2 separate regions of the Mus musculus genome follow, and region 2 is linked to region 1. Evidence: chromatin loops called from intact Hi-C (ENCODE). Cell type or tissue: heart. All regions are shown on one strand. Links, peaks and the distances in the headings refer to the core of each region. The heading gives the core; the rest is flanking DNA. Region 1 overlaps Wfdc1 (WAP four-disulfide core domain 1). Region 2 overlaps Mlycd (malonyl-CoA decarboxylase).

The links. Peaks named below come from ENCODE experiments on the same cell type or tissue, not always from the same donor. Only the 100,000 strongest peaks of a DNase experiment are listed, where the experiment ranks them.
Region 2: it touches region 1 in a loop (4-fold over the local background); 8 of 42 quality-filtered maps call a loop at or near these places.

The regions. Positions count from the first base shown.
Region 1 is chr8:119,673,957-119,679,333 of GRCm38, forward strand. Wfdc1 (WAP four-disulfide core domain 1) reads left to right here. Exons shown (of 7, transcript NM_023395.2): 2 at 5,312-5,377. Among named protein-coding and RNA genes, the nearest start is that of Gm32352, 5.7 kb to the left of the region's middle. In heart, for the core only: CTCF peaks have their summits at 225 (motif pointing right), 2,662 (motif pointing left), 2,911 and 4,810 (motif pointing left); DNase peaks (open chromatin) are centred at 2,635 and 4,555; H3K4me3 peaks cover 603 bases.
Region 2 is chr8:119,410,233-119,415,609 of GRCm38, forward strand. It overlaps Mlycd (malonyl-CoA decarboxylase), which reads left to right. Exons shown (of 5, transcript NM_019966.3): 5 at 1-870. The coding sequence ends at 289. It overlaps Gm32006 (a long non-coding RNA gene), which reads right to left. Exons shown (of 4, transcript XR_001778664.2): 4 at 4,872-5,377. Among named protein-coding and RNA genes, the nearest start is that of Gm46053, 5.4 kb to the left of the region's middle. In heart, for the core only: CTCF peaks have their summits at 1,920 and 2,621 (motif pointing right); a DNase peak (open chromatin) is centred at 2,629; H3K4me3 peaks cover 439 bases; H3K27ac peaks cover 504 bases; H3K27me3 peaks cover 248 bases.

The DNA.
Region 1 (5,377 bases), core at 85-5,084:
GGAACTCACTTTGTAGACCAGGCTGGCCTCGAACTCAGAAATCCGCCTGCCTCTGCCTCCCAAGTGCTGGGATTAAAGGCGTGCGCCACCACTGCCTGGCTTTCTTTTCTTTTTTAAGATGTTGTTTGTTTTTGTGTCTATGGATGTTTTGCCTATATGCATGCCTGTGCACCACATGCATGCAGTGCCTATAGAAGCCAGTAGAGGGCATCAGTTCCCCTGCAACTGGAGTCCCAAACACGTGTGAGCCACCACGTGGGTGCTGGGAGTTGAACCCTGGTCCGCTGTCAGAGCAGCTAGTACTCTAACCATGGAGCCATCTCACCGTCCCTGCAGGCTTCTTAGCATCACACCACAGCTCACAGTGTTGGGAGCGCCCAGCCAATGACTCCCTGTGAGTGATGTGTGTGGGAGAGGCAGGGAGGAATGAGGGAGTGGATGTGTTTGACTGCATGTTACAGAGATGGGAAGGGAGGCCCCGGAAGCTGCAGAGCCAGGCACAATAGAGGCAGCAGTGATCAGTACTGACTGGAGTGGAGCACTGTGGGTCCTGGCATGGGCACCCCACCCGCAAGGCTTTACCATAACCACAGCAACTATGGCTGTTTGCAGGGGAAGAAGACAGAGGTTCAAATTTCCCTATAGAATCAATCCCACTGACCCAAGGTTCAACCCTATACTGGTCTGATTCTTAAACCTGAGCCCTTAATCTCAACTCTGCCTTGACCTGTCTCTCTTGAGTCTGCTTAAAGGTAGACTTTGCTCCTTGGTTCAAGTACCAAGGATATGCAAAGCATCAAGTGGAGGGGACAGCCTGGGTGAAGGGCAGGGCTGATGTGTGTCATAGATATCGGTGGCATCATGGCAGCCTCTGGAATACGGTGGCTCTGGAATATGGGCTGGCCCTGTCTTGTCTATAGAGTGTGGGGTCACACAGAAACAGATAGACACACAAACATACACACAGACATATAGGCAGATACAGGCCCACATATACATACACAGATGCATGCACACACAGACACACATGTGCACACACATGCACATGTACATCTATCAGGGAAAAGGCTGGATGGGGCACTGTGTGTGGGTAGAGAGTACACAAGTGACCAGCTAGGCAGGTGGTAGATGGCTGGCAGGGGACAACAAGGGCATGAGGGTAGGTGCACAAGGAAGACAGGAGGGGAGAAGGGAGGGGGAGGGGCTGAGGGAGCCAGTCCTAGCCTGGCCCTTGGGGCTGCCAAGCCTTTTAACCTGAGCTGGGAAGGGCTGCAGGGTACACCCTGTGTTTCTTTGAGTTTCTCAGATCTCAGGAAGCACCCTTTGTTGAGAGTGTTTCTAAGCGTCCTTTTGCAGGACACAGAGTGCTCTTCAAAACCCTTTAACCGGGGCCCCTGAGATCCCAGTCACCAGTAACGATTTCTTGTCAAGAAGGGGTCTAAGGTGCCTATCTGCTGTCTCCATCCTGAGAAACAGCCTTGCGTTCCCACGGGACAGCAGTGGCCCATCTACAACTGATTTCTCCACAGACCCTGCCTCACTAGGGCTGTCCGTGACCAACTGATGGGACAGGAGGGCCAGAGAGGTCAGAGAGGAGGGTCCTGCTGACCCCTGGGCACCACGGTGTCTGCCCATGGAGCCTACTGTGGAGAAAGCCTGACCCTACCCGGTGGCTCTCAGTCACCCTCTGAAGGGGGCCTGGCATGGCTGTCACGGTGGATCAGGATTAGGGCTGCTGAGGCTGAACAAGACACAGTTCACTTAATCCCCTAGATGCTGAATGTGGAGCAGAGTGTGAGGGGTGACGTCCCATGCTAGCAGTTTCCAAGCAACTGGGGACAGCATATGGATGTGGGAAACAACATTAGGATGCTAAAGACTGAAGACTAAGGGGGTCAGAAGCCCCGCACAGGTCTCCCTCGAGTCTCTGAGGGGAGTGCTAACCTCGGGCCTTCCTCTCTGTATCCACCAAGAGTTACTTAGCAATATCTTCTTCCTCTTATCGTTCATTTCTTTATTCCCGTTATGTGTTTCTGGGAGAAATGCATGTATGTATGCATGTATGTATGTATGTATGTATGTTTGTATGTTTATGGATAGACTATACATAGATGGGGGGGTGGGTGTGTGTATGCGTGTGAGAATAGATGTATGGGTGCCTGGTGGGGACAGAGTTGTTTATAAGTGCATGCAAAGTGCAAGTGTGGGTGCAGGTGTGGGCGTATGTATGGACGCCGGAGGACAAGCTCGGGTATGCCTGGGGCTCTGTTCACCTTGTCTTTTGAGACAGGGAACTCACAAAGTAAGCGAGGCAGGCTTGTCTCTGCCTCCCCAGTACCAGGAACATAAGCACTTCTCAATGGGGCTGGACTTTTTTTTTTTAAGGGTACTGGGACTTGAACTCAGGTTCAAGGCAAGCTCTTTCCTAACGGAGCCCCCTACTTTTCACAAATTGAACGAGCAATCTGTGCAAGCAAGAAGAGACAGGTTCTCTGGGTGAAGCGGGCTGGAGGCGAGAGCCTTCCAACTACACCTGCACCCCAGCTCTTGGACAGGAAACAGAAAGCTACTGACTGCTCTGATAACAACTCTGAAAAAGCCTGAGCGGGACTTATTCCCTGTGACCAGACGCCCTCTGCAGGACATCAGCAGTAGTGCATGGCTACAGGGCAGAGCTGGCTCCTACTCAAGCATTCTGGAGGAGACAGCTCAGTAGACTGTGGATGGGCCAGAGTGAAGCAGAGCTCGCCCAAACAGCTAAAGCACCGTTAATGTTGACTATGGACGTCTGATGCTAACAACCCCCCCTTTTTCTTTAAATAAGCTAAGATGTTTGGCACCAGGGTCTTTGTACCACCCCCAGGTCTTGTTAGACCCTCCCCAGGGCTAAACCTCTCTCATGCAGCTCAGCTGCTTTGAACATTCCACAGATCCCATGATGAAGGTGCACAGCGTCCACAGCTGCTTGCTGCCGGAGCACAGTTCTGGCTCCAGCAAGCACTGTCTCAGCCAGAGCCGTTTTGAACAGCTTGCTTGGCCATCACAAGCCTCAGGGAAGTCCAGTTGTGATTTCAGCTAGGAAGGAAGCACCTGGGAGGTGAGAGAGGACCATGAGCTCAAGATTATTCCTAACGCCACAGCAAGTTCAAGGCCGGCGGGATGCATGAAACCCTGTATATAAAAATGAACTGGGAAAGATCATAAATCTATTTCCAAGTGTGGAGCAGTGTTGCTATCTTGACACATGGCCTTCCCATCTTCATCCCTCCCCAAACATGATGCACATACACACATACACTAAACACGTATGTTCTGATTAATATGTATATACATAGTCAAGACCTGACTGCCTAAGTCACTGTGTGTGTGTGTGTGTGTGTGTGTGTTTGTGTTATGAGACAGGATTTCTCTGTGTAGCTTTGGCTGTCCCAGAACTCACTCTGTAAACCAGGCTGGCCTTGAACTCACAGATCTGCCAGCAAGCCTCCTGAGTGCTGGGATTAAAGGCGTGCAATATATATATATATATGTATATACACACACACATATACATATATGTGTGTGTGTTTGTGCGTGCATGCACGTGCATGGGTATCTTGCTTGTATATCTGCACATGCTGGCACTCACAGAGGTGAAAAGATGGACTCATATCCTTTGGAACTAGAGTTACAGATGGCTGTGAGCTGCCAGGAGGATGCTGGGAACTGTGCTCTTAACCCCTGGGCCATCTCTCCAGCTCCGTGTCACTCCTTGCAGGTAGATAGTCAGATTTTTAAAAAACATTTACTTTTGGGCGTAATAACACACACACACATGTGGAGATGAGAGGAACTGTGTCAGGATCTCTGTCTACCGTGTGGGTCAAACTAATCATAGGCTAGGCAGCCAGCACCTTTACCCTCGAATCCATCTTTTTTTTTTTTTAATTTTCTTCTTTTTTAAAATTAATTAATTAATTTTATATATGTGAGTACACTGTCGCTGTCTTCAGACACACCAGAAGAGGGCATCAAATCCCATTCCAGATGGTTGTGAGCCACCGTGTAGCTGCTGGGAATTGAACTCAGCACCTCTGGAAGAGCAGCAGGTTCTCTTAAACGCTGAGCCATCTCTGCAGTCCCCCACCAGCTGTCTTAGTTAAGGTCACTACTGCTGCGATGAAATACCGTGACCAAAGCCACTTGGAGAGGAAAGGGTTTATTTTGCACACAGTTCCATACAAGGAACGGTTCATCATCCAAAACAGCGAGGGCAGGAACCTGGAGGCAGGAGCTGCTGCAGAGGCCACGGAGGGGTGCTGCTTACAGGATTGCTTTACTCTTAGAATCCAGGACCTCCAGTGCAGGGATGGCACCGCCCACATTGGGCGGGGCCCTCTTCCATCAATCACTAGTTAAGAAAACACTCTACGGAGCTGGCCCACAGCACAGCCCGATCTGGTGGAGGCATTCCCTTAACCAAGGTTTCCTCTCTTCAGGTTACTATATTTTATGTCAAGTCAGATATATACGTGCCCAGTACACCAGCTCTGTCAGTCTGGTGTTTGCCACATCACTTGAAGGAAACATGACAGTGTCCGAGGGTTCAGTCCATAGTTGGCTGGCTCCGTGGCCATGGGCCTTGGCAAGGCAGAACATCCTGGCAGTGGGAATGTGAAGTCGGACAAGGTTGCTTACGTCATGTCAGTGAGGACGCTGGGGACAGGAAGGGACCGAGTATCTCCTTCACAGGCATAGGTGGGCCCATGACGTACTCCCTCCAACAACACCCTCCCCCCTAAAGTTTCCGCCACCCTCCCTGAACAGCGCCACCTTCTGGCCATCAAGTGTTCTACTTGTGAGATGTATCCAAGATGGTGTAAACACGTTCTCTTGTGTATGATGTATGAATTCTCAGAGATCCCGATACATGGATGTACCATAAACAAAACTATGTTCCTATAGAAATGTACACGTACATGTATCTGCATGTTTGTTTACATGTATATACATGTATATGCAGATATATGAAGACAGATGAGAGCTGTCTCATAGCGGGTCATACTTTGCATGCAGACTGCTGTCCAGGCACACACTCCAAAACTGCCTTCCTTCTATAGCTCGCTCCTCCCTCCCTCCCTCCCTCCCTCCCTCCCTCCCTCCCTCCCTCCCTTCCTCTCTCCCTCCCTCTTGAAGCCATCTCTTTGAGGACTCGCAGAGAAAGAGCAAGTCAAACCCAGACCTTCCCCACTCTTTGCCTAGATAACTGTTTTCCCAGGGAGGAGGCTCAGGCTGAAAGCCTAGGTCAACGCCCTTTCACTATGTTCCACAGGCTGAAGAGGTTGCAGCGACAGGCTCCCGGCAGCCCCATGCAGACCGCTGCCCACCACCGCCAAGG
Region 2 (5,377 bases), core at 246-5,245, 260 kb before region 1:
AATGAGGCTGTGTGCCTGGTACCTGTACGGTGAGAAGCACCGAGGCTACGCCCTCAACCCAGTGGCCAACTTCCATCTGCAGAATGGGGCTGTGATGTGGCGTATCAACTGGATGGCTGACAGCAGCCTCAAAGGCCTCACCAGCTCATGCGGCCTCATGGTCAACTACCGCTACTACCTGGAGGAGACAGGCCCCAACAGTATCTCCTACCTGGGCTCCAAGAACATCAAAGCTTCCGAGCAGATCCTCAGCCTGGTAGCCCAGTTCCAGAACAACAGCAAACTCTAGGGACAGCCTTCCCAAAGCTTGGGCCCCTTCTTAGAAAGGAGGCTGTGTTCTGATGGGCCAGGCTTACTTACCACAGAATCCTTTTCAGGGAGGCCACAGCGGTGCTGTCCTCTGACCTCAGCAGGCACTCAGGAGGCCACACCTTGGCTGTCACTGTGGTGGCCCACTCACTGCTAGGAGGCGGTGGCGGACTGGGTGCTGGGGTTCCGGGGATCCCACTGTGCTGCTCCCCCACAGCCTGTGCCTTCAGAAAGCTCTACAGATGCCACCACAGGCCACCCAGGACACAGCCCAGAGCACAGACCTTTTGGAGTATGAAGAGCTGACAGTCATGTTCTCTCTATTTGGGAGAGGACTAAGATCTGTACTGTGGCTAATACCGCAGCTTAAAGCTCAGACTAGAGAGAGTTTGTGCCGTGCACAGGGTGTGTTTGGCACCTCAGGGATGCTGCTGCTGCTTGAGGCCAGAGTTGGCTTACAGGGTTTAAATGAGATCCCAGTTCATAATGAACTGAACGGTAAAGAACAGATTTGTTCTGTAAGCATTAAACATGATTGTTCACTGTACACCTTTAAGTCTACTTCACTGTGTACTTTTCTTCAAGATTAGCGTCCCAGCAAGGCTCAGCTCTGCTCTGATGTGTTTGTGGTGTCATGTTCCCCAGCCAGCCCACCAGGGACAGTGGATGAAATCATAGGTGCAGGATAAAGAGCAGGGGAGAGGTGGATGTGGCTGTGTGTGGTTATGTATGTGTGTGTGTATATATGTGTGTGTGGCTGTGTGTGTGGCTATGTGTGTATGTATATGTGGCAGTGTGTGTCTCCGCATGTCCACACAGCTGTGAGAAGGGCTTGGCTACACTTGGGTTGCATTGGCAGGTATGCTTGTGACCTGGAGCACATGTAGTAAGTATATCCGTGTGTGCATCCACATTTGTACACGCACATCTGTGAGCATATCACACATCAGCAGGAACAGTGCTACTCTCGGTTGGACATGCTTGTCCCCTGTCTTTCCTGATAGCATCTTCTAGAACTTCCCAGGGTGGCCTCCCTAGGTTGACTGGACTCTATGATCCCAGGCTCAACCCTGGCCTAGGTAGAAATGTCAACAGAAAACAGCTTTCACCTCAAAGGCGAGAATTAAAGACTGTTTATACTTGAGCCAGATGTGTCTATGGCCCAAGGGACATGGCCTCAGGTTGCCCTGAATACACCACCGCCCTGAAAGTGTTCGTATGTGAATTTATTATAGAGCTAAGTCATAAAGCAACTTGCCAAACACACTCCAGCAATGCAGGAAACCTGATGAGAGTGGTCCGGGTGCTGAAACCATTCTTGCCTTCTTGATCAGTGGGAACTGGTAGTTATAAAGCATTTAGGGCAAGACAACAACTCCAGGCACCGAGGTTATCAGAACCTGCGTCTAGGACCTACCTAATAGAATCTGCTCCCACACATTGTCCCCTGACCTCCACATATGTGTCAGAGCACACACACAAATAAAAAATGAAAATGTAATGATATTTCTTAATACATGTTAAAGGTTTGGATAGTCACAAGGTTACTAGGTCAAACCTAGGAACTGCATTGAACATGCTGCAGTCAGATTAAAGGCAAGGACGGTTTGCCTCTGATCTGCGATGTTCCAGCTTTCCACAGTCAGGAGGTGCTGTTGCTCCGCATTGTTAAGTCTTTAGCACTGTGTGGCTATCTTGGTTTAGCTTCAGCTTACAGAAACACTCAGCCAAAGAGCAGGCCCTGCTGCAGCGGGCCCTTGGGAGCAGCTGGGAGTGGGGCATCTTCTCTGCATCTGCTCTGCAGGGCACCCTCATGCTGCCTAACTACTGTCTGCATCAGCTTGCTGACCACCCTTCACAGTGTGTCCCTCGAGCCCTTCCACCGTGTCCTCAACCTGCCGCCAGCCCTCCAGTCACTGCCCAAACCTCAGCTTCCCTTTGGTGTGTATTCTTCCGACCTGTTCACATCCCACCATGGCCCTAACCTTAACCTTGGAGGGCCCCGGGTGGAGCTCTGGTCCTTACTGAGACCTGTCACAGGAAGCTCTTGCTGATTCTAAAGCACTTCTCAGTAATCACACTTCCCTTCTTGGTCACTGGGCCACTTCCCACATCTGCAGACATTTTGTGGTGGAAAATGTCCACTTCCATCCTGAGTGATGTTCCTGGCGTGCCCCCCACCCCAGGGCTTTAGGGGATCTAAATGAAATGAGGGTTGGTGGGAAGACGGGGATGGAATGAACACAGCCCCTGTGGTAGACAGCTCTGGCCCCTTCCCAGGCTACCTGATCATAGTAGGTGCTGTCCTCCTCACCGCCACCAGGTGGCACTGCTGCGACTCGAGTGCCTTCTCCAAAGGGTGCGTAGGAGTGGGGTTTGGTTAGGAGCTTCTCCCTCGCCGGCGAAAACCATCTACCCAGACCCACATCGGCCCACACAGACCAACTCCAGGTTTCCAGAACACTGAGCTAGTGAGAGGCACAGAGCTGGAGAGGGATTCGGAGCTGGGGAGGGCGTGGAGCTCACAGGGACCGCAGAACTGTGGAAGAACAGAAACTAGGGGTTCATAGAGCTAGGGATACAGAGCTGGGGACATGGAGCTGCCACTCTCCCTCCTCCCAAAGCTCCTTGGCTCTCCCAGCGCTGGTCGGCTTTCCCAACAGTGGCTCTCTACGGGTTCAGAGGGTCCCTCCCCTCTCCCTTCCGTGGATCTCATTCAGGTTGACTGAACTGATGTTCAGGCCTGATCCAGGATCACAGACCCAAATCCAAACGCACTGGTGGCCAGGTGCCTGGCATCAGCCTTGGGTAGTCACTGTTAGAGTTTTCACATCACCTCTGAGCGTAAGGATTAAGTATTTCATGTCCTTGAATGTAATCCAAGACTGAAAACCAGGTGACTGAAAGCAATGGTATTAATAAGTTCTTGTTGCTTTTTCTCTCAGAAAAGGGTGAGGGGATAGAAAATTTGGCTCCATGGCTAAAGTGCCTGCCATGTAGACATGTGGACCTGAATTTGGACCCCCATGGCCCACATAAAAGTGAGGCCTGATGACACACACCTATAACCCTAGCACTGGGCAGGCAGAGACCCCAGGATTCCCTGTAGCTCACCAGTCAGCTGCCTATCCAGTCAGTAAGTTCAGAGAGACCTCAGAAGATAAGGTGGAGGGACAGTGAAAGATGCTCGTCAGCTTCTGGCCGCCACATGCACACATGATGTGTCACTGCACAGCTACAAGGGCAGCGTGAGTACACGCATTAGAAAACATACGAAGCATCGCACCAAGGTTGGCCAAGCCTGAGCAGCTCCCGCATTTTACAGTTTGTGAAACAAAGGCTAAAGCCAAGGTCGTGCTGCTGCCAACCGAGGCAGACCCCCGAGTGCTTCTGAGCAGGAGGCTTGGAGTGAATCCTAGGCTGGCTCAAGAGGAAATACACCTATGGCCAGCAGGACCCTTGGCAGAAGCCCAGAAGATACAGAGCAGAGCAGGGTGTCCCAGCTGTGTGCCTATGCTTTATCTCAGCCAGAGCTCACTGGCCTCCAAGGAGCCTTTGGACAAAGCCATGTCCACTATCTGTGAATCTTGCAACCTGTGGATATACGTCACAGTGCAGCCCAGGTTTGCAGCTTTGTGGTTTTAAGGGAGAGAGACTAGAATGTATTTTATTTGAATTCTGCCGTGGGTCCTGTTGCATTAATTTTCCAGGGAATCTTTTGTTTTGTTTTGTTTTGTTTTGAATAGATCAGGAGCAAGACTTTTCAGAGCGATTCATATCTTCCATTTGCTTCCGTGATTGGTGTGCTTTGTCCTTTATGTATTTTTCCATCTATGCATGTGTGGGGACACTCAGATGCCATGGCATTTGTGAGGTCAGAGGACAACTTGCAGAAGTCACTTGTCTCCTTCTATGTGGCTCCCAGGGATAGAAACCAGGCGGCGAGCCTCGGCTGAGCCATCCTGTGAGCCCTGATCTGCTTGCTTGCTGCCTACCCTTCTATGCACATTTTCCAGCACATCCTAGCTGGGCCATGACCTCACCTACAGGAGAAATTTGTAGGAAGAAACATTACTTTTAACCTATTTAATGTCAGTTAGCCAGCGACAGGCTTCTATCAACTTGCGGTCAGTGTTCTTGAACGGTTTAACCTTGCTCTTTGAAATGTCCAATAGCTTTTGTGATAGAAAGAGCCCGTCTTTCCTGTGCTAGCCTTCCAATAAAATAGAGCTCAGATGCAGCTGGTCCTTCAATAACATCTAGAGCAGATGTTCATGTATTCCACATGAGATCTATCTATCTTGTATGCATACAAGAGCAGAGGTCATCCAGCTTAATATTCTTATCCTATGCGTGGTGTGAAACCTAGAGCTGCGTGGGCTGGATAGCCAAAGTAGTACTTGGTGTGGGGGTGAATGGGTTGTCTTCATCTTGATCTTCCCCAGGGAAGAACTAGTGAGAGGTCGTAACGGATACGTATTCAGGGGGAGAGCACACACACACAGGCTACTGAACAGTGTGCTCCTTAGATAGCAGGATTCAGATGAAGAAGAAAGCCAGTCTCATAAGAAAGCCATTTTTTTCCTAACCTCTAGATGAGAAAATCAGTGTCTTCTGCCATTAGAAAACGATGACAGCTTTTAAAAGGGTTTTAATGATAGTTTTAGTTACCAGGAGAGGATGCAGACAGAGCACAGGGGTAGCAGTCAGATCGGAGGACACCTGTGGAAGTCAGTTCAGGCCATCGGGTAGGTGAACTGTCTTCACCCACAGGGCCGGCTCACCAGCCTGTGCTCTGATGTCCCCCCAGGCCGGAGAGGACCAGACAGAATCCATCCACATCCAGCCTCACGGAGCACTGAGCTTGATGCTCTTCCTCTTGGGAGCACAGACGTGGAGTTACAGGAGACGGGGTGATCTGAGCGTTTATAGCACCCGAAGGACCACCGCAGCTCGGCACCACCTGGGTCCCCATCCCTCTTTCTTAGGCAGTACTTGGGCTGGTGCCTCGTGCCTCTCTGAGTTCTGTTGGCTCTGTTGTGAACTGAGTTCTTGCCTCGTTCACAGC